Regions from separate parts of the Homo sapiens genome. Here region 1 is linked to region 2. A link is a loop called in an ENCODE intact Hi-C map of the cell type or tissue named here. Cell type or tissue: IMR-90. All regions are shown on one strand. Each heading gives the region's core, and the rest is flanking DNA. Links, peaks and the distances in the headings are about the cores only.

What was found. A loop is a pair of places that touch in the nucleus more often than their neighbours do. Peaks named below come from ENCODE experiments on the same cell type or tissue, not always from the same donor. Only the 100,000 strongest peaks of a DNase experiment are listed, where the experiment ranks them.
Region 1: a loop joins it to region 2, with 2.0 times the contacts of the local background. A loop is called at or near these places in 1 of 110 quality-filtered maps.

What each region holds. Positions count from the first base shown.
Region 1 is chr4:84,796,297-84,808,431 of GRCh38, reverse strand. It overlaps WDFY3 (WD repeat and FYVE domain containing 3), which reads left to right. Exons shown (of 68, transcript NM_014991.6): 15 at 15-98; 16 at 4,965-5,142; 17 at 6,568-6,782; 18 at 10,324-10,436; 19 at 11,680-11,911. It overlaps WDFY3-AS1 (WDFY3 antisense RNA 1), which reads right to left and starts at 11,767. Exons shown (of 3, transcript NR_046707.1): 1 at 11,678-11,767; 2 at 5,023-5,172. In IMR-90, for the core only: no CTCF peak of the experiment used is centred there; DNase peaks (open chromatin) are centred at 4,091 and 4,471.
Region 2 is chr4:84,942,800-84,954,934 of GRCh38, reverse strand. All of the region lies in intron 1 of WDFY3 (WD repeat and FYVE domain containing 3), which reads left to right. Among named protein-coding and RNA genes, the nearest start is that of WDFY3-AS2, 17 kb to the left of the region's middle. In IMR-90, for the core only: no CTCF peak of the experiment used is centred there; a DNase peak (open chromatin) is centred at 2,724.

The DNA.
Region 1 (12,135 bases), core at 1,451-9,450, 150 kb after region 2:
TTTGTTGTCTGTAGTCGTGCAGAACAGATCCCTCCTTGCCTGACAAGTGAGTCTTCTCTCCCCTCTCCTTGGGGTACACCAGCTTTGTCCAGGAAAAGGTACTGATCATATAAGAGAAGTCAGTCTCTATTTGTGTGGGGTTCCTTTTTTTCTGTGCTTATTTATGTTAACATGTTGATTGTGTTTTGTGATTTCAGTTTTTTTTTGTTTTGTTTTGTTTTGTTTTTACTTTTGGGGTTTTGGGGGGTGTTTTTAGATTTTAAAGATATCAGTTTTTCATGAGAGTAAAATGTGTTGATGCTATGAAACTATGAAGGACATATATAATTTTGTCATCCAACTGTTTTCATAACTAAACTACACATTTTTGTTATAGAAAAAACATGTCTTTTATTAAAAATAAGTTAGAAATGTGGACTTAATGTCTCTAAGTAGAATACTTTTCCACTTTTTTTATTTTTCATTTTTTTTTTATTTTTTACTTTAAACGTTGGGATCATTTGTTGGTTTTTACTGTTATTCCAAAATGAATTTCATAGCACTGAAAGGAACTGTGTATTTTCTCCATCAGATTCAACCAATTGAAGTATGTTGCTGTTATGAAAAATGCTCACAGCTAAGCTTTGAAAAAGTTAGTAAAAAACCCACCCCAATACTTACTTTGATCAGTGCTCTGTAAATCTCTAAGCTGATCTAGTTGATCTTTTTAAAACTACCTTTAAAAAAATTCTACTCAGTTTTTTAAAAACTACAGTTGATTGATGCAACCTGCACATAAAATGATCATGGTCTGCAGTTGGCCCCAAATACTTCATTACTTTTCCTGTTTTCCTCATAACCAAAAATAAGTCCTTAACTCTTACATTAATATTCTTTCATTGAGGCTTTTAAAAAATGAATCCCAAGGTTCTGCTATATTGTTGTTTTAATCTTATTACTGTTGTTCAGATTTTGAAACTTGAAGATAGTTGGAGTTAGTACATCAAAAGTATTTGTTACGGATTCAGTATTTCAACATATTTGCATAGTAATATTAGGTATATGAAAAGATGTAATTTCATTTTTCTCTTAAATTTACACTTATAGCTTACTTTGCACAACAAACTATGGCATGGTTCAGAATAGTCTTAAATGAATATAGGATTGTTCAGTATATTTGTGCTTAAAAACTGCAATTTCTTTTTTTAAAAAAGCTGTTCCTAATTCAAGGAATGATAAACTAGATAAATTTGAGTTGATATCGTGTATTTTTCTGTTGCTAAAATGGTCGAGGTAAAAAATGTGTGTGTTTGAAAATTTATGTTTGTTCATGAGCCCAAGGAATTGTTGAATATTAGAGAAATAATTTCAATTAGTAGTTTAAATTACTAAAAATCACAATTTAAAAATATGGTGATTATATCATAAATGAGTAAAGCCTTAAAATTTGCTGTTTAAAAACATTTAGTCCTTTTTAAGTATTAACCAAATGCCACAAAATAAAAATACACAGATTAAAAGGATACTTAAAAAAATACATCAGGGCCAGGTGCGGTGGCTCGCACCTGTAATCCTAGCACTTTGGGAGGCCAAGGCGGGTGGATTGCCTGAGGTCAGGAGTTTAAGACCAGCCTGGCAACACGGTGAAACCCCATCTCTACTAAAATACAAAAAAAAAAATTGGCCGGGCATGGCAGCGTGCACCTGTAATCCCAGCTACTCAGGAGCTGAGTCAGGAGAACTGCATGAACGAAGGAGGCGGAGGTTGCAGTGAGCCGAGATCACCGCACTGCACTCCAGCCTAGACTACAGAGCGAGACTCCATTTCCAAAAATACATCAGAACTTTCTATTTATTGAAATGGTAATTTGACAAAGGGAAAACAGCATTCTCTTTTTATTCTTAAAGAGTTACTTATGGCCTTAAATCAAAAACATATTGTCATCATTTACAGTGTAGCTCCATGTAGAGATAACCAGGTCTTTGACTTAAGGGAAAACTGTCACTAAATCAGTATAGCTAGTTGATTGAGCCCTAATCCGTGTGAATTCTCCATGAGTCTTACAAGTTGACATTACCCCAAGGACAGAAAGTCCCTGATACTGTTCATGCTAATACTAAGATGATTGTTGACATTTTCAGGTTGCCATTCTATTCAGCTTGCATACATTTTGCTCAATGGTAAGAATCATAAGCTAGTAAAGAATATTATGTTTTTTACTTCACAAATTCAAGTCTAGTGACTTGAAATTAGAATTTAAGTCACACTGTTTCTAGAACCTCTCAACAAATTACATCAGCTTATAGACATCTTTTTCTTGTAGCAAAACATACTGTTTTGTTGGCAAAAGGAGAAACCAAAATTTGACTGTGTTTTTATGGCTTGTGGAACACTCTCAGATGCTAAGGACGTTTTGAGGTTGTGATACTTGTCTGACATGTAGTATCCAGGAGATTCTTCTCTAATTATTTTAAGGATTGGGGGAAAATGAACTAGCTGACTTTATATTTGGAAAACTAAAACTCAAAACCTTTTTCATTGTTGATTATTCAGAAGGAATAATAGAACAGAATTATAGCTGAACAGTGTTCAATCAGAGTTAGAAGAAGTGAATACAAAATAATAATCAGAACTCTACAGAATATAACTGCAATGGAACAAAAGGTGGCAAGTACTTGTTATTCTTCAAACATGGGATCCATTACTTAGTGCCTCTACATACCTGATGATAAGTTAAGCAAAGCAGATTCAGAATTTAAATATTATGTATTCCCAAAAGAGGTAGATGAATCTTAAATATATATGAGAATTTAGGTCAAAATATTAAATAGCAACCAAATTATGAAATGTAATTTTATCCTATCTTTGCAAATGGTTAGTTCTTGCTTGGGAATTAGCCATTTAATAAGCTTACCATAATTCCAAAATTTAAAAGGTGATACCTGTGGTGATACCTAGGTGATTTAATCAGAATTAATTTTGTATAATGCCTGTTGTAATACACCTAATTTTAGTTAATAAATACCGTGTTTTAGATATCAGCAATGTTTGCAATATTTTTCTGGTTTGAAAACAATGAATGTAATTCCTTTTTCAGAATATTGCTTTCTTATATAAGATAAAAAATGTACTACTGTAATAATTATATACAGGTTGAGTATTTCTTATCCAAAATACTTGGGACCAGAATTGTTTTAATTTCCACTTTTTTGGATTTTGTAATATTTGCAATATATATAATGAGATATCTTGAGTATGGGACCCAAGTCCAGACACATAATTTACTTATGTTGCATATACATCTTATACAAGTAGCCAGAAGATAATTTTATGTAATATTTTTAATAATTTTGTACATGAAACAAAGTTTTGACTGTGTTTTGACTCTGATCCATCATATAAGGTCAGATGTGAAATTTTCTACTTATGGCGTCATGTGGGTGCTTAAAAAGTTTTGGATTTTGGAGCATTTCAGATTTCAGATTTTTGGATTAGGGGTACTCAACCTGTGTTAGTAAAGAGTTCAGTGTCCAAAGATGTAAAGATTTCTTCCTGAGTGTATCAGTAATTTAAATCCAAATCTCATCAAATCTGTCAATTTAGAAATGATTTTGGAAGGCCTATAACTAAAATAAGACAATTAGAATCTATGCGTATGTGTGTATATGCAATGAAAACATGTTTAATGAAATTTTGGAATTCAGTGGTTATTTCTGATACATGCTAGATAAATTATGAATCTTTTTTCTAGATGGATCAAAATATTTAAAAGAATAAAGGGAGCAATATAGGAGGAGGATAACTGTTGGTAATACACATTTTGAATATTTTTCTTAGTAAGTTTAGAAATTAAATCTTTTTGAATGAAAAATGGCAGAATACAGGGAGTGAAAACATGAATGGGTAAAGGACATGCTGCCTTTTAAATAAACTAGGAGAGCCTGTGTGCCTTTTTATAAGTAAAGCGGAACATTTTCCTAGAATCCCTGTTAAAAAGAGAACGGTATTTTTTTTAAACCACGGCAGTGCCAATTCTTTGCTACTAAATCAGTGACGTAAAGCATCTGTTTCCCAAGCTGCTCTTGTCCCAGAGAGCTAAAACTGCATTGCTCTCTGTGACAGAGCTCAGCATTAGGCAAATTATGCTGAGACCAACTCATTGGAACAAAGAGTTCCCATAGGCTGAAGCCACAAGCATCTGTTTCTTAGTGCCAAGATGCAAAATGTGCAAAATTCATGAATTGTAGATGAGTAGTATGAAATAGAAAGTAGAGATCATTGATGAGAAGAAATGTGTACATTCAGGACATGGCTGGGCTTTCTAATTCATAGAAACTTTTTCTGTAAATTGCTTTCAAGTTTTTAAAAGTTGCAATGAATATTTTCAGTGATAATGAGGATAGATGCAGAAGATGAAAGTAGTTCCAAATAAGCTAAAGGAAAACTCCCACAATGCCAAATATATTTATTCTTGGATAGCTTAGACTCTGAGACAACCCTGACTCAGCTGACCCAGTTAGTTGTTGATTGTGTTACTCATGCACTAAGGAAAGGTTAAAACACATATAGGTAATTTCAAAAGATAAAATCTCACTGAGGGAATTAATTTAATTTGATCTCTCATCACGTATTATTGGAACTGTCATCTTCTAGAGCTTTGAATCACTGTGATTGTACTTGTTCTTTACATCTTGTGGTACAGGTGTCATTTTTTAATCAAACAATCCATATAGTAAATCAGTAAAAGTAAAAATCATATAAAGGCTATGAATAATGGATAGTTACATGGTCTGCACACACCCACCCACACACATGCGGACACACACACATATCAACTCGAGTTGATAATATATTCCTTTTTTTCTATCCCAACCTTAAGGTGTTTTCTAACAAGGCTTTTTGGTTATCAGTGGATGAAAGTAACTGAAGAGGAAGAGAATGTGATTGGAATTCAATACCAAATTTACTCTTTCTTTTTTTATAGGCATGCATATCATTCTGTTTCAACTCCCCCTGTTTACCCTCCTAAAAATGTTGCCGACCTGAAACTACATGTGACAACTTCATCTCTGCAGAGTTCTGATGCAGTCATCATTCATCCTGGAGCCATGCTTGCCATGCTGGACCTACTGGCCTCTGTTGGGTCAGTGACACAGCCAGAAGTAAGCTTGAATATGTTAGTTCCTTCCCGTCTGTAATGAAATGAATGAAAGGATGTGAGTATGATTATATGAGCTAGGGGGTTGAGGAAGAAAGTTAATATTACATACTAAAGTAGCTGAAGGGGAAAAAAAAGGATTTTTTTATTTGAGTGTTACCTTTCATGATAAATGGTAGATATGTATGTTTTAGAATCTAATTCATTCATTACAAAGACAACCAAGGTGGCTTCTTCTGGTGCTAGAATAATTCTGTTTCTCCTTATAAATCCTGCTCAGCAGTGGACATTGCTAACGAATAATACAGAAGGAAAAATGACTGAAGATACTACATTGAGGCTATTTGTCTGTTTTGACTTGTTGCACTCAAGAGTTTGAGCGAATTGGAGTTTGGGTGATGATTTTTATTAAAATGTTATATAGCCTCTAAGGCCTAAAGTGTCACAGATGTAAACAATAGGCTTGCCTTTAAACTAGTTATCTGCCCACCATTAAGAAGATTTTATCCCTGCTATTTCTATAAAAATAGAACTACTTTTAGTCATATAGTCATGTAATACAAAAGGCTTGGAAGAGAATAGAGTCCAGCTGCCTGTACTTCTAGCAAATTAAAATAGGACATGTTTGCCTAACCTGTTCTGGAATTGCTATATTGCTCTAAGCAAGTTACTTATCTGAATGTATTTGGAAGCATATAGAGACTTCATATTAAAAGGTATGCTTCTGGCCAGGCGCGGTGGCTCACGCCTGTAATCCCAGCACTTTGGGAGGCTGAGGCGGGTGTATCACGAGGTCAGGAGATCAAGACCATCCTGGCTAACACAGTGAAACTCTGCCTCTACTAAAAATACAAAAAATGCAAAAAATTAGCCTGGCATGGTGGCAGGCACCTGTAGTCCGAGCTACTCGGCGGACTGAGGCAGGAGAATTGCTTGAACCCAGGAGGCGGAGGTTGCAGTGAGCCGAGAGCCGAGATCACACAATTGCACTCCAACCTGGGTGACAGAGCAAGACTCTGTCTCAAAAAAAAAAAAAAAGTATGCTTCTGCCGGGTGCGGTGGCTCACGCCTGTAATCCTAACACTTGGGAGGCTGAGGCAGGTGGATCACCTGAGGTCAGGAGTTTGAGACCAGCCTAGCCAACATGGTGAAACCCTGTCTCTACTAAAAATACAAAAGTTAACTGGGCGTGGTGGTGGGCGCCTGTTATCCCAGTTACTTGGGAGGCTGTGGCAGGAGAATCACTTGAACCTGCAAGGCAGAGGTTGCAATGAGGCGAGATCACACCATTGCACTCCAGCCTGGACAACAAGAGCGAAACTCCGTCTCAAAAAAAAAAAAAATTAAAAAGGTATGCTTCATGTGAAAAGAATTGTCATCTTTCTCACTAAGAATGACCTGACTGTGTGGATTTCTTTGTTGATTTTAGCATGCTTTGGATCTTCAACTTGCCGTGGCAAATATTTTACAATCCCTGGTGCACACAGAAAGGAACCAGCAAGTCATGTGTGAAGCTGGTCTTCATGCACGACTGCTGCAGAGGTGCAGTGCTGCATTGGCTGATGAGGACCACTCACTGCACCCGCCCCTGCAGCGGATGTTTGAACGATTAGCCTCTCAGGCTCTGGAACCCATGGTGTTGAGGTAAGTTCTCTTTCATACTCAAATAGTCCACAATTAGTAATGTCAGTTTCTAGAGTCCTTATGATTCCAGAATTCCTGCCTTAATGGACATATATTCAGTTATCTATGGGCAAAATATAACAAAAATGGACAAAATACTCAAAATATGGCACTTAGAAACAAATAAATCTAGTTATTAGTAATCATTTAGTGTTTCTGTCCATCAGTTATTTCTTTCATTTGAATCTAGCAAGCTCTCACTTTCCTTTAAAAATGAAGTCATGCGTTTACTTTATATTTAATAACTTTTCATATGTAAGAAGTTTTTAAAGAAATACTTTTTAACCTTTTAATTTTGAAATAATAGATTCACCATAAGTTGTGAATATAGATCCAAGAGTTTTCCTGTGCTCTTTGCCCATTTTCCTCCAGTAGTTACACCTTACATAACTATACTACAGTATCCAAACCAAGAAATTGATATTGGTATGATGTATTCATGTGCACATACAATTATCTGTTATTGTATCATGTGTAGATTCATGTAATCACCACACAATTACGATGTCACAAAGATTTCTCTAGTGCTACCTTTATTGTCATACCCACTCCCCTAACCCCAACATCGTTAGCCCTTAGCCCATGGAAATCACTGATCTGTTCTCCATCTCCATAGTTTTGTCGTTATGAGCAGGGGTCTCAAACCCCCGAGCCATGGACCAGTACTGGTCCATGTCCTGTTAGGAACTGGGCCGCACAGCAGGAGGTAAGCTGTGGGTGAGCCAGCATTTCCGCCTGTGCTCTGCCTCCTGTCAAATCAGCAGTAGCATTAGATACTCATAGGAGCGTGAACCCTATTGTGAACTGTGCATGCAAGGGATCTAGGTTGGGCACTCCTTATGAGAATCTAAATAATCTAATACCTGATGATCTGAGGTGGAACAGTTTCATTCTGAAACCATCCTCCACAATCCATCTGTGAAAAAATTGTCTTCCACAAAACCGCTCCCTGATGCCAAAAAGGTTGGGTACCACTGATTTTGAGAATGTTACATAAATGAAGTTATACAGTATGTGATCTTTTCAGATTGTCTCTTCACTAATCATATTGCTCTTGAGCTGCACACAAGTTGTTACATGTATCAGTAGTTTTTTCTTTTTATTATGAATAATGTTCCACAGTATGGATGTATCAGAGTTTGTGAATCATTCAAGAAATATATACTTACATATGTGTATTTCTTGAATGATTCATATATATCTGTCATTTCCTCCAGGAAGCCTCCTGCTTTGAGCCACCCTTCCAAAAGTCTGGGTAGGCTGCCCCTATATAAACTCTATAACACTGCTGTTACATAACTTATTATTAGAGTACTCCTCTTTTATAAAACTTTTAGGAGCTTTCTTAAAAATGGTTGAAATTTATTTGTAAGTTTTTAAAACTGACTCCAAACTGATTGTGGATTAAGAAACTTTTATGCAGTAAACATTTGTTAAATGGTGTTGTATCAGGCTGTGTTCACGGCCTTTATAATGCCAAGATGAGTGAGATGGACCTACTCACTTCATCCATTATCTTGTAGTTGTACTCACCGTCCTAAAGTTTTGAAAATAGCATTGAGATTTTCCCCTGATCCTTTTTGGTAATCTGCTACTTTAAAAGTAGAGAAACACACAGAGAGAGAGAGAGACATTGTCCCATACCTAATGCTACTATTTTACCAGATAACTTACATTGCATAGTTAGATAAATAGAATAAGCAATGAAAATCAACCATTGGGTATGGTCAGTTTTCACAATTAGTGAGTTCTCAGAAAAAAGAAGTCAAATGATGGTACAAGTACTTTGCTACTTAAAAGCCATAGATTATAAACTAATTGTGTCTAACGTTCTACATGAAAAACTGGCAAACCTAACTTGTAAGCCTTTTTTGTTTCCTGCTGTAGGGAGTTGAAAATTTGGAGTATTCTACTTTTTTTTTTAACATGATGTTATAAATGACAGGTTATGGAGGGTTTATGCTCTTAAAAAATGTATCGTCTAGTAAAGAATACATGCAGATAAGCAGGAAATGAAAATATTGTTTATTAAGTTCGTAATAGCAGTGTTACAGAGTTTATATAGGGGCAGAGACTTTTGGAAGTGTGACTCAAAGCAGGCTTCCTGGAGGAAATGACAGTTAATGAAATAAAGTATGAGGCCAGGCAGTGTGGCTCATGCCTGTAATCCCAACACTTTGGGAGGCCAACGCAGGAGGATTACTTGAGGTCAGCAGTTTGAAATAAGCCTGAATAACATAGTGAGACCCTGTTTCTACAAAAAAAAAAAAAATATATATATATATGTATTAACTAGCATGGTGGCGTGTGCCTGTAGTCCTTGTTATTTGGGAGACTGAGGCCGAAGGATCTCTTGGGCCCAAGAGTTTGAGATTGCAGTGAGCTATGATCACACCACTGCACTCCAGTCTGAGTGACAGAGCAAGAGGCTGTCTCACACACACAAAAAAATGATGATAAATAAAAAACTCTAAAGTATGGAAGAGAGTTAATCAGGTGAAAAAGTAAGGGCAAGATTTTTTTCCCCAACAAGAAAAACAAATATGGTGGTCCAGGGTAGAGAAGGAGTACAGCATTCTTAGGCAGTCAGAAGTTTTATGTATGTCTTAAGTAGAATTTATGATTGCGGGAAAGATGGGAGCAGTGAAGCTGGAGAGTACAGTAGAAATCATCTCATGTATGGTACTGAATGCTAGCTGTTTTGTGTTTTCAACTACAGAAATGGACAGCCATGGAAGAGTCTTAAGCAATAGAGTGACACTGTGTAGATTTAAGTTCTGTGAGATACTGACTATAGTGAGGAATGGATTGAGTTGGGGCAATATTGGTGTCACAGGAGGTAATTAAGACTCTGTTTTAGGAATAGTAAAATAATATGGTCTGGGTGATAGCAGCAAGAATGAGAGAAAAGAGCAGATTCCATATTTTTATGAGTAGAAATAGCAGGATTTTCTGATTTTCTGAATATGGAAAGTTAAAGAAGGAACAAAAACACATTTCAGTGAGATGCAGAACATAAGAAATGCCCTGGGTTTGGATATAAGGTGATGAGTTTGGTTTTAGAAATATTTGAGTTGGGGTTCTTCTTAAATATTATTAACTTCTAAAAAATGAATTTATAAAAATGTATAGCAGATATATAGCTATATGGTGATTAGATGTAAAACTAACACTGTGTATGTTTTACTATACTTGCATTTTTTGTATTGTAATTAGTCTGTTGGAATTTATTAAATTCCTTTTTTGAAAATGTTTGGTTTATGAATTATAATATTCTCAACGAAGGAATAACTGTCTAAAAAACATTCTAAAAAATATGTGTCAGATATATAGCTATATGGTGATTAAATGTAAAACTAACACTATATTGTTTTATTATACTTTGCATTTTTTTATTGTAATTAGTCTGTTGGAATTTATTAAATTCTTTTTCTGAATATTTGGTTAATGAATTATATAATAATCTCAATCAAGGAATAACTTTGCTTTGTCTCTTTCTTAGGGAGTTTTTACGTTTGGCAAGTCCTTTAAATTGTGGTGCCTGGGACAAAAAACTGCTAAAACAATATAGGGTCCACAAACCAAGTTCACTGAGTTATGAACCAGAAATGAGAAGTAAGTTTTGAAATTCCCTTTTTTGATTTATTTTATGAATGAAAATCATGTAGGGGATGAATATTATTTCAAGAAGTTTGTGAAAGCAAAGAAAGAGAAGGGTTTATTATTTAAATAGGGAAACAGGCCCGGCGCGGTGGCTCACGCCTGTAATCCCAGCACTTTGGGAGGCCGAGACGGGCGGATCACGAGGTCGGGAGTTCGAGACCATGGTGAAACCCCGTCTCTTCTAAAAAATACAAAAAAAATTAGCCGGGCGCAGTGGCAGGCGCCTGTAGTCCCAGCTACTCGGGAGGCTGAGGCAGGAGAATGGCGTGAACCCGGGAGGCAGAGCTTGCAGTGAGCCGAGATCGCGCCACTGCACTCCAGCCTGGGCGACAGAGCAAGACTCCGTCTCAAAAAATAAATAAATAAATAAATAAATAAATAAATAAATAAGAATTGAGTTGTGATTTCCTTTGCTAAGAGTAGAAACAAAAATAGTTCCTTTCCCTAAGAGAATATTTGAAATATCTTTGTAGTTGCCTGAATATCCAGCACATTTAGGAGGAAAACAGTTTCCTATACTCATGTAGTTTATTTCGAGAGAGAATATTTTCTTCATTACATTTGTAATGTGTCCCTGGAGAGATAATGACAATCTGTTTAGAATTTGTCTTTTTATTCTTGAAATTGTTACCCTTTTTATAAATATGGGAATCTTTAAATTAAAGTACTTTTACGATCATGCATTTAGTTCTAATAATTGTAAGGAAAGAATTAATAATGGGGAAAAAATGGGAGAAGCAAGTTTCTGCCATTTATCTCTAATTTGTTTTATAATAAAGATGACCTATTTCTTTTCATTTTAATGGTCTAAAATTGTTTACTTTTCCCTCAAAGAGAATTAATAAATCATAGTTTTATGAAATAAAAGTATTTCCTGATTTGTAAACTATTAACTGAGATTTATAATTAAATTACATTGTATCAGTGGCTTTGATGACAATTATTTGAGATGTTTATTTTTATTTATACTCTAGTTTCCAACATTTCTGCAGTGTGCATATTGCTTTAGTAAAAAAGGAAACGCATGCTATTAAGTTTAAAAGTAAATGTACATTAAAACTGGATAATGATCTTGGCACTTAAAAAAAAATTATTGTCTATTGAAACTGAAGTGGTATTTACAAATAAATCAGCCTTGTAAAGTTATTTTGAAATTCCATATGACATTTTCCCAAGAGATTTCCTTGACTTACAGGTAGTATGATCACATCTCTGGAAGGTCTGGGTACTGATAATGTTTTTAGCTTACATGAAGATAACCATTACCGGATAAGCAAGAGCCTGGTAAAATCTGCGGAAGGAAGTACTGTACCCCTGACCAGGGTGAAGTGTCTGGTCTCCATGACAACCCCACATGACATCAGACTTCATGGGTCATCAGTTACTCCAGCTTTTGTTGAATTTGACACATCACTTGAAGGGTTTGGGTAAGAAATTTGCAAGGAAGCCAACCTTTATGGTTTTATGCGTCATACTTGCCTTTACAAATAGATCTTTGGTTTTAAATATACTTAATTAAAATATATTTTACCATACTTAATATTTTTTAATTATTGAGTTTTTTGAGCATGCTATTTTAAGATTACTACATTTAATTATTTTTGTTTGTTATACAAAATAAATTGATATGACATAGGAATCCAAAATCTTA
Region 2 (12,135 bases), core at 2,551-10,550:
CTGTGCCTGGCCACTGGGAGCTTTCTTAACATGTAACAAATAAAGCAAGAAATATTGAGCAGTTAGCCAAAGAGTGTTTATTAAGTATCTGCTGTCACTGTGCTGATTCTAGAGAGAGTTTGGAAAAATTAATAGTGCAGCTAAATAAGCAGCTATAAAACATTACCAGACATTGTATAATATATTTCAGCAAATTTTATTTTCTCTCTAGACACATAATGTAGGAATATGATTGACTTTCAGTAAACATTTGTTGAGTGAATAAATGTAAATAGACAGTAAACATGTCAGAAAATTAAGAAAATAAATGTTCACTGTTACTCTGAGGAACTCTAAGACTGTTTACTAAAAATGAAAGAATGATAATATGTGTTTTATTATGTTTCTTTTTTCTGTTCACCCTAGAAATCCCTATAAATTTATAGATAAATTTATAGTCAGATTTCTTTGATTAAAGCCTGGAGTCTTTTTGTGTCTCTTTGACCCTACAGTCCAAGTTCTTTCCCCATGGCATTGCCCATTAAAACACAGTATTAGGTGATTTAGATGATAAATGCCATAGTTGAGTAAATAAGTATGAAATAAAAATAAACTCTATATCAGTTATTTGTAGAACAATCATTGTGTATTGATTGCTTAATAATTTTATTTAGCTTGATTTATTTGTGTAATGAGTAGGGACTAAATTAGATCAAGTATCAGGGATTAAACTTGCTACCTGAGAACCTAGTTCTTATTTCCCAAAATAATGATCCTATGTAAATAGACTCTCAAGTGATGTTATGCTATATAATAATAATTCTGTAAGCTTTTTTTCCTAAAGATGATAACATATTTTATTGTGATTGTGCTGGGTATCACGGGTACTATGCATGGACGCTTTACACATGGGTAGTTCTGCCCTCAATAACTTTATAACATAGTGGAGATAAGATAGGTAGATACATAATTGAATGGTATTTGATGAGTCTGAGAGGTGCAGAAGTGCTATGGACACTTAATGAGTAGAAAGATTATTTTCGATTGAACTGATTAAGAGAACCCTAAGATATGATCTTTGATCTGCATATCAGGGGGATTGATCAAATTTCTTTGGTGGGAATTGTGAAATTTATTTATATCAAAATTATAGGACATATAAAATTGATAGATTTCACTCTCAGTGAATCAGAACAGGTTTCTTGGGGAAAAATATTAGCCCAAATATAATATTTAAGTAAAGAAGAAAAGGATTAGGGATAATGTAAGATACTTAGGAAAAAAAATACTTATAATATGAGAATCTTACTCTTGCTCCTGAAGCATTTTACAACTAGGTCATCATAAAAATTGTACTAAGTATGACTTCCCTAGCATGTATTCTTTTTTTAAAAAAATACATTTTATTGTGTATATTTAAGATATTCACATGATGTTATGAGATAACATAAGTAGTAAAATGTTTACAATGGTGAAACAAATGAACATATCTATCATCTCACATAATTACCCATTTTTCCCCTGTGTCAAAAGCAGCTATGACCTGCTCATTTAGCAAAAATCCTGAATACAATACATTGTCAGTTAATGAGATCTTTAGATTTGTTCATCCTGCATATATACTATTTTGTATCTTTTGAGACACCTCTCCCATTTCCTCTGCGCAACCGTGACCCTCATAACTAGTTTTATTCTCTGTCTCTGTGAATATTTGACCTTTTTTTTTTTTGATACCAGATAATAAGTGAGATCATGCAATATTTTTCTTTTGGTGTCTGGCTTATTTCACATAGTGTAATATCCTTCGGGTCAACTCATGTTGTGGCAAATGACAAGATCCCCTTCTTTTTTTTTTAAGGCTGAATAATATTCCATTTTTTATTATACACCATAGTTTCTTAATCCATTTGATAGTTGAGGGATACCAAGGTTGTTTCCATACTTTGGCCATAATGAATAATGCTGCAGTGAACATGAGGAATGCATCTATTAGAGGTGGTGATTTCATTTCCTTTGTGTATACACCCAGAAGAAAGGTTGTTGGGTTACAGGTAATCCTAGTTTTAATTTCTTTAGGACCCTCCATACTATTTTCCATAATGGCTGCACCAATCTACCATGTATGCTTTTTAAGTTTGATCTGCTACATTAATGACAGATGTAATTTATATATTTCACTTAATTTGCTAAATCCAGAAATTTTTTTTTTTTTGGTCAAGATGAGTATTTATTTTGCTGTTTTATTTTTTGAAGTTGCAATGTTTAAATTATTTCTGAGTGGAATAGCATCGAAAAAAATTTCTTGATGTTGTGGAGTTCAGCATTGCTGAGTGGTAGCTGTCAGTGGCAGGCTTTAAAGAATAAGCTGGAAGAAGAAGGGAAAGTAAGATGTTGGTGAATGGCAACATGATGAGAGGAAAGCAAGAAAAAGACAGAGAAAATAAAAGTTCTGTATAAAGGGGTGTTGTTTTTGCCTCAGGTCATTCAGTATAGCAGATGGTACATTGTACCTGGTCAAACCTGAAGCATTTCTGAAAGCTAATTTCTTTGTCAGACCTATAGAGAGCAGAAAATCTTTTGAGTTTGCTTCAGTTATACAATAAATATTAATGAAAAATGGTGTCATACATTCTTTTATGTTCTCCACCTCTTTTTCCGCAGAGACCTAGATTTATATCTGAGTCACCAGAGTAAATAAGTTCAGTGATTCCCAGCTTGTCTTAGGTTGCATAACCACCACATGGGTTGGCATAGGTGTTTTTACTTTCAGGAGGATGTGAGGAAGCCTGTCAAGACATGGCAGCTGCTGAAAATGCATTAAGGCCACTACTACCACTGATAGGTATTTGTGTGGTTGGAGCAGGGCAGGGAAAAGTTGTACTGCATTGCTTTTCTGAGGTAATAGTACTTGTCATCTCTATTCATAGCTTGGAAAAGAGTATTGTGTCTTTCTTAGAAGGCTGATTTTTCTTTCTCTGTGGATTTTCTTGCACTTTCAATTTTCTCAGCCTGACTAAAACTTTCATCAAAAATGAACTACTTTTTGACTGTGGCTTGCCAATGTTGATAGATGTTTAAAAGTCTCCTCATATTCCAGCCTTTCTTCTTCCTACCCTGCTTATTGACACCCACTTTAGCACAGGGTTTAATAGTGGCTTTGCCTATCCTGATGTCATCTGGCAAAGCATCATTCCAGTCCAATGAAGATTTTGTTTGGCAAGCACTATTTTAATGGAAGAAAACTGGTTGCATTGCAGTATCTAATTGTTACTTTGGTTTTGTTATTTAACATCGGGCATGGCTTACGTTCACATCTGTGTGCTTTTTTGAGTTTTGTTAAAGTTTAGAAGTGATTTTACTATATAGCATGTGTGGCATGTTGTTGAGATATAGATATATATCATACTTCTAAGTAGCAGAAGTAAGTATTGTGCACAGGCTTTAAGTTAGATTTTTTATATTACATCATCTGTTATCATTTAAAGGATCAATACAAATTGTATTTTTATTTAAAATTTTTAAAGATGGTAAAGTAATTAAATTAGTAAAGACTGCTCTGGCATCAGATAATCTGTTTTCTTCATGAGAGTTCAACCCACTGTGACTTCTGTTACAAAGGAAAGCATGTCTGTGAACAGCAGTTTTGAAGATTTTTGTATGTTCATGTTGATGGAAAAAATATGATAAAAACAAACGAAGAAAATAGAAGATAAACATGTTGACCAGTAACTCATTCCCGGATGCCCGAAATACAGAGAATTCCTATTCAAATAAACAAGTAATAAAATGGACTTTTAAAAGATAAATATTAAGCATCCTGTGAGGAAAGGGTCATAGGAATATAAAATTAGAATAGAGGTAAATAATTGCCTGGCAAGAGGGAAAGAGTACATGAAATTAATCTCCAATGTGAGATGCATTTTGCATTGTGTTTATTAATGAATAGGGAGTAGTTTTTGGAAAAAGTGAGTTTCTCAGCACTTACATTACACTTTGTCTCCTTAGGGTAAGGCCCTCCCTAGTAATTGACATTCTGCAGTGATTGTATTGCAGTATAAGCTGAGTACATTTGACACTTTACTAACCATCTCAACTCTTGATTTACTTTTTCATTCAGTGTGTTTATTCAGTGTCTACTTTGTGTGCTGAAACTATTTTTCTTTTTTGAGTTGGAGTCTCCCTCTGTTGCCCAGGCTGGAGTGCAGTGATGCTATCTCCGCTCACTGCAGCCTCCGCCTCCTGGGTTCAAACGATTCTCCTGCCTCAGCCTCCCAAGTAGCTGGGACTACAGGCGCATGCCACCATGCCAGGCTAAGTTTTTGTATTTTAATAGAGACGGGGTTTCACCGTGTTAATCAGGATGGTCTCGATCTCCTAACATCATGATCCACCCGCCTTGGCCTCCCAAAGTGCTGAGATTACAGGTGTGAGCCACCTTGCCCGCCTAAAATTATTAAGATGATGAGATGCTATTACTTCTTTCAAAGAGTTCATATACTAGTTTAGCCTATATTAAATAATGTAACCTTTTTTTTTTTTTATTAAACTTTAAGTTCTGGGATATGTGTGCACAACATGCAGGTTTGTTACATAGGTATACATGTGCCATGGTGGTTTGCTGCACCTATTAACCCATCATCTAGGTTTTAAACCCCTCATGCATTAGGGATTTGTCCTAATGCTCTCCCTCCCCTTGCCCCCCAACCCCCGATAGCTCCCAATGTGTGATGTTCCCCTCTCTGTGTCCATGTGTTCTCATTGTTCAACTCCCACTTATGAATGAGAACATGTGGTGTTTGGTTTTCTGTTCCTGTGTTAGTTTGCTGAGAGTGATGTTTTCCAGCTTCATCCATGTCCCTGCAAAGCACATGAACTCATTCTTTTTTATGGCTGCATAGTATTCCATGGTGTATATGTGCCACATTTTCTTTATCCAGTCTATCATCAGTGGACATTTGGGTTGGTTCCAAGTCTTTGCTATTGTGAATAGTGCTGCAATAAACATACGCGAACAGCATCTATTTTTGAGATGTCATTGGCTTCCCACCTTAGCCACAGTATTTAGAATTCTTTATTATCTACTGCACTTGTTCTTACTGCAGTTCTGTTGGCTTATAAGGGGCCTGAGGTAAATATATTTACTTTTGTCCTTGAGTTTTCGACTACTTGGTAGTTTTTTTGGCGGTGATCCCATCTGTGGCTTGATCTTTAGCTAGGAATCAAGGTTGTAGAGAAAGCAGAGGAAACAACTTTAATGAAGGTGTAATATTAATAACAAAAGTAGATTTTGGAGAAAGTGATAGGAGTCCCATTTTTTGGCACTAAAGAGAATTAGAAATTGAATAAGTTTCATAGAGAAGAATTCAGCATTGTTCAGAAGAGGCACTGATTTATGTGACTAGATATATATACTCTTTCATTGCTCTGATATACCTTAAGTTTTGCATTAAGAAATTGCTTCTAGAACTCTTGGGAATCAGATGGCCTTTTCAATATGCTATAATCTAGAACATATTTACAAAATGTAATGTAGTCATTGTCATTTCTCCTATTTTAAAATTTATCTGGTGATTGAAAAATAAATTTGGGCGTGTAAATGTGTGGGATTCTTTCCTATATTATGTTATTGTTTTAATTGTACTATACTGCCAAGTTTCCAGCTTATGCCATTTAGAAAATAACTTTTTTCTTTTGTATATTTTCTGTTTTAAAATTCTGTGAGCTTGCTTACCTTTTCCATATCTCAAAATTTGATAGAGCTTTGTTGTATTTGTGATATGGGAGCACATGGCCAAGTTGTAGAGTAGGGCAGAGGTAACTATTATGCAGGACAGACTAGAATCAGTCCACATTTAAGGTATAGTGCTGCATGTTAAGGTCAATCTAACCTTAACTAACTACAGGCGCTGAGGAAAAGTTCTTTTTGGTAGGCCGTGCCAGGGGTAAACAGCCAGAGAATAATTCAGTCAACCTATTAATGGGAATTCAAGGGGAAGAAGCATATGGAATCTGAAATAGGAGGGTGTGTGTGTGTAAATGACGAAATGAATGCAAACATACATGCTTATATATGTATGAGTGGCCACCAGATAATTCTGTCTGTGGGTACTGGACTCTAGCTATCAGTCCTTGGGATTGGGAATTTAAAGTAGACTGCTCAGTCCTAGGAAGAGAAAAGCCAGGAAGGGATCAGACTAGGGACCTCCAAAAGTGTCTAAGCAGAAGCTTAGTTATAATAGCTGAGCTATAAACAGGAAAAGGACAGCAGAAGGGGAAGGAGTAGAACAGGGTAGGCATCATAACGAGCTAGAAATCCTAACTATCTAATCTGCAGTATGAAGGCTGGGTAATGTTAGTGATGACTTGATCCAGAATTAAAGATTGGGGCGAAACTGCAAAAACATCTTCTATCACAAGTCCGTATTGGTGATCTAGGATTTAAGTGACAGGCGAAGCCAGGCACTTGGAGAGCAGAGACAGGCTGGGCTTGACATTCTTTGATGAACTACTAAGTATCTTTTTTTTTCTATATACTATTAAGTATTGTTGATCAGTAATCATTTAGTCTGCTTTATTGGCATTGGTATGGCATCACGAGATGCAAAGAACTGCTGATGCCTCATACTAACGTCTTAACAGGGAACTGCTGCTAAAATGAACAAACTTACACACTGAAGTAAATATGCTTTCTTGTGAAATAGGAGGATATGAAAAAGCATGTTAGGCATGAGGGTTCTCATGTCACACTTTGGAAGGCAAAATTACCCTTTAGGAATTTATTTTCTGAGTTGGATAAGAGGAAGCAAGGAAAATGCATGATTATGATAAATTGACCTTAAAATGAGAACCTCCACACCTTTCATTTACTTCCTATAAAAAGTTATAGTAGCATTTTTTTGGTTGCAGTCAGTTGACACTTACTAGCTTGAGGAGGGGAAAAGGAATTAATGGGACTCATACTGGGAATGGAATGATGGATTGAACAAGTGGGTCTTGAACAGAAGATATCAGAGTTGCTTTGAGGATCTCATTAGCAGGAATTTTATTTATTTATTTATTTATTTACTTTTGAGACAGGGTCTCACTCTTTCATCTAGGCTGGAGTACAGTGGCATGATTATGACTCACTACAGCCTTTACCTTCCAGGCTCAAGTAAGTGGTCCTCCCTCCTTAAGCCCCTGAGTAGCTGGGACTTCAGGCACATGCCACCATGCCTGGCTAATGTTTTTTTTTTTTTTTTTTTTGGTAGATGTGGGGTTTTTTGATATGTTGCTCAGGCTGGTCTTGAACTCCTGGACTCAAGCGATCTTGACTGCCTTGGCTTCCCAAAGTGCTGGGTTTACACGTGTGAGCCACTGCGCCCAGCCTAGCAGGAATTTTTATTTTATTTTATTTTATTTATTTATTATTTTTATTATTATTATTATTATTATTATTATTTTTGAGACGGATTCTCGCTCTTTTGCCCAGGCCGGAGTGCAGTGGCACAATCTTGGCTCACTGCAACCTCCACCTCCCGAGTTCAAGCGATTCTCCTGCCTCAGCCTCCCGAGTAGCTGGGACTACAGGCCCGTGCCACCACACCTGGCCAATTTTTTGTATTTTTAGTAGAGCTGAGGTTTCACCATGTTAGCCAGGATGGTCTCCATCTCCTGACCTCGTGATCCGCCCGCCTCGGCTTCCCAAAGTGCTAGGATTACAGGCATAAGTCACTGTGCCCGGCCCCTAGCAGGAATTTTTATACCTTCTTCCTAGACTCCTGCTATTAAGGTGACTTTGCTGTAAAGATTTAGTCTCTCTCTGCCTTGCATCTTCAATTTATATATTCCATCAAGAAAGGATTAAATTGGCCGGGCACGGTGGCTCACGCCTGTAATCCCAGCACTTTGGGAGGCCGAGGCGGGTGGATCACAAGGTCAGGAGATCGAGACCATCCTGGCTAACACAGTGAAACTCCGTATCTACTAAAAATACAAAAAAATTAGCCAGGCGTGGTGGCAGGTGCCTGTAGTCCTAGCTACTAGGGAGGCTGAGGCGGGAGAATGGCATGAACCTGGGAGGCAGAGCTTGCAGTGAGCGGAGATCACGCCACTGCACTCCAGCCTGGGCAACAGAGCGAGACTCTGTCTCAAAAAAAAAAACAAAAAATGAAAGGATTAAATTAACCTCGTTCAGATCAGGTGTCTGTCTGTACTAGAGCCAGGGTATGCAGACTTATGATGTATAGCGCGCTAGGAATATACCTCGGTGCTGGGGGTCATTCCCAAAGAAGGGGAAGTCAAAAGCTGGGCAGCCCTCCTAGGTGTCTAGAACATCTCACTCTTTGGTAGCTTAACCACTGCTTTTCCTGTCTCTTTCCCTTTGCTTTCCTCCCCACTAGTAGAGATAACCCTGCTATCCCATGTATTGATGCAGTTTTTCCAGTGGGAGAAAAGCAAAAAGCAAGTTGAAGTACCATATCCAGAGGCAGTGCCATAGGGCTACTGACTCTGAGTGATATCATGCTGCCTCCTGGTTCCATTGTGATTCTTTCTTGATATTTTACAACCTAAATTTAACTCCTGCCAACTTGCCATCTGCATGCTTGAGGGAAAGGAAGAGGAAATAAAGAGAAAATGTATTTAAAGGGAAAGAGAAGGGTACTTATCACACACCAGTGACTATTAAGGAAATAAATGGTGGCCACAGTCCTTAGTTTTACATCTGAGCACAAAGCCCTAACCTGTTTCACTTCAGATTACATATTTCTGTTACCTTCTGCTAGTGTCCTGGCTTATCAGGGTTCTGTTTCTAGGAAGCTAACTCAGTCCTTCATTCCCAAAAGGGTCTGAGGTTTGGTAGTTCCAACTGTATAGAATTGTGATAATCTTTCACTCACATTAACACTGTGTACGGCACTGCCAGAGAATATGAGATTCCCCCAAGTTCTTTTCTCATGATCTTCCTAGCCCCAGGTGTGCAGTAGCAACCTGTCTTCTCCTTGATGGTCAGGAGCAGTCACCTCTGTCAATTCTATAGCCTCCATTTTTGCTTGTTTTTTTATTGTTATGAGGAAATAAAACTCTGCTTTCAATTGAGTGAAACAGTTATTTTGTTTCTTGGTATAAGTATTTCATTCTTGGGTACTAAATAAAATTTCTAGATCAACAGATTCCAGAGTTCTTGAGACAAGAAGCAGAACTTTGAAAGCAGATGAAATATACCACCTCCACCATCACCACGTTCCCACATCCAGTGTGTTCCGGAGATGGGAGGATGGGAGACATCATATATTAGTGGGTGGTTCAGAGCTTATTTTATGTACTATAGGACAGCACCCCAATATCAGAAGGTTTCAGGTGGCGCAACAACTTGCATGTCAAGCTTCAAAATGCCATTACTCCTCTGTGAGGACAGCTGTGTCTGAATAAGAGTCTATTTGATAAGACTAGTGAGGTCCCTGGGCATCTGCCCATCACCATTTGAAGTGAGTTCCTGGATCAGAGGCCCTGTGAGTGTGATTTATATGAAGCATTCACTTAATCTTGAATGGTGGTGCTGGCAGAGACAAATTCAGAATTGGTGTTTCTTATAGTGAAAAGCAGCCATCACCATTTCTGTAATGCAAAGGGTTTGTTATAATTTACCTGCTAAGAAGTAGTCTCTCTTTGGGGGACTCAGGCAAATGTGTTCTCAACAGTAGTGACAGTGACATCAGTCTTAATGAGTTCGTGCAGATTTGCCCTTGCATAACTGCTTCTCCTTCCACCTGGTGGTTTTCATGAACCTATTGAGCAAGGACCAGGCTGGCTGGAGGAGTATGAGTTGGTCTGTGATGTGGGTCATCTTATCCACTCAATTACTAAGAGGCTTTGTATTTTGATTTGTTAGCAGAATTCTGGTGAACATACACATGGGACAGGAATTTTTTTAGGCTGTGACCCTGTTGTGAGAGGTTCATTCAAGTAGCTATTCTGAGAATCTCCCTCTTTTTTATCTTTTGATCTTTTCAAGGCCATTGATCATGACACAGAAAAGGGAAGGATTATAAGCTTTCCAGCTACTCCAGGAAGTGTCTACTACAGAAGTAATAATATATTCTATAAGTTCCCAAAACTTAAGACTTTCAGCCACATCCAGTGACTATATGTATTATTTATTTATTTATTTTTATTTATTTTTTTGAGAGGAAGTCTCACTCTGTTGCCCAGGCTGGAGTGCAGTGGCGTGATCTCGGCTCACTGCAACCTGCCTCCCAGGTTCAAGCAATTCTCCTGTCTTAGCCACCATGCCTGGCTAATTTTTTGTATTTTTAGTAGAGACGTTGTTTCACCATGTTGACCAGGCTGGCCTTGAACTCTTGACCTCAGATGATCCATCCGCCACAGCCCCACAAAGTGCTGGGATTACAGGCATGAGCCACTGCACCCAGCCTGTTTATTTTTTGATACACGGTCTGACTCTCGCCCAGGCTGGAGTACAGTGGCAAGATCTTGGCTCACTGCAGTCTCCTCCCTCAAGGTTCAAGTGATTCTCCCACCTCAACCTTCCAAGTAACTGGTACTACAGGTGTGCGCCACCATGCCCAGCTAATTTTTTGTATTTTTTATTTTAATTTTTTTCGTAGAGAATGGGTTTGTAGAGGCTGGTCTTGAACTCCTGAGCTCAAGTGATCCATCCCCCTCAGCCTCCCAGAGTTCTGGGATTACAGGCATGAGCCACCATGCCTGGCTGATTTTTGCTTCTTAAAGTTAGGAGTGATAATTTTGGAATAATTAAAGACTAATAAATAATACTTATATAAAGCTATTTATTCAGTCAGCGAAAAGATATTTAGAGTCTTATTGTTTGTTTTAGCATATGTATTTGACAATCAGGTGCTTATTGAAAATCATTACACGAGTTAGTTTTTCATGTAATTATACTTAAGTTGAATTTCTTTGCTTTCCCCATCAACCTAAAGTTTCCATTTAAAATTTGCTCTATAATTAACAAAAGTGCCATATATCCTAATCTGGAATGTTTATAATTCAGAGGTCAAATTGGAAGAGGGAGGCCTTCAACAGTTACTCTTCCTTGCTAATTTTAGACTTTATGTCTGTGCCTCTGGTAGGGACCCAACACAATGAATGGCTCATGACTGGTAGTGTAAAGACTTATTTTCCAGTTTTTAGTATGTGTAGGCCAAATTGTATCACCCTTAGGCTATTTACTAGTTGATGATGATTTTGTCACCTTTAAAGAGCAGTTTTTTTTGTTTTGTTTTGTTTTTCAATAAATTTATTCAAGTACAGTTGATCTTTGAACCATGTTGGGGCTAGGGGAAGTGACCTCCTGTGTAGTTGATCTGCATATAACTTTTTTGGTTTCCCCAAAACTTAATTACTGATAGTGTTACTGATAACATAAACCGTCGATTTATACACATCTTGTGGGTTATATGTATTATATACTGTATTCTTTTTTTTTTCTGAGACGGAGTCTTGCTCTGTCGCCCAGGCTGGAGTGCAGTGGTGTGATCTCGGCTCACTGCAAGCTCCGCCTCCCTGGTTCACGCCATTCTCCTGCCTCAGCCTCCTGAGTAGCTGGGACTACAGGTGCCCACCACCACGCCCAGCTAGTTTTTTTGTATTCTTAGTAGAGATGGGGTTTCACTGGGTGTTAGCCAGGATGGTCTCGATCTCCTGACCTTGTGATCCGCCCGCCTCGGCCTCCCAAAGTGCTTGGATTACAGGTGTGAGCCACCACACCCAGCCATATACTGTATTCTTACAGGAAAGTTAGTTAAAAGAAAATGACATTAAGAAAATCATAAGGAAGAGAAAATATATTTACTGTTCATTAAGTGGAAGTGGGTCATCATAAAGGTGTTCATCCTCATTGTCTTCACACTGAGTTGGCCGAAGAGGAGGAGGAAGAGAGGAGTAGTTGATCTTGTCTGATGTGGCAGAGGCAGAAGAAAATCCACATATAATTGGACAACACAGTTCAAACCCATGTTGTTCAAGTTTACTGTATATACGTAAGTAAAAGTAAACAAATTGTAAGTTGAAGCTTAATGAAATTTCTCAAAATGAACATGCTTCACCATTTAAAAAAAAATAAAAAGGTTAGCCACAGACTGGTAAATATACTTGCAAAACATATACATACTTGGCAAAGGATATGAACCAGAA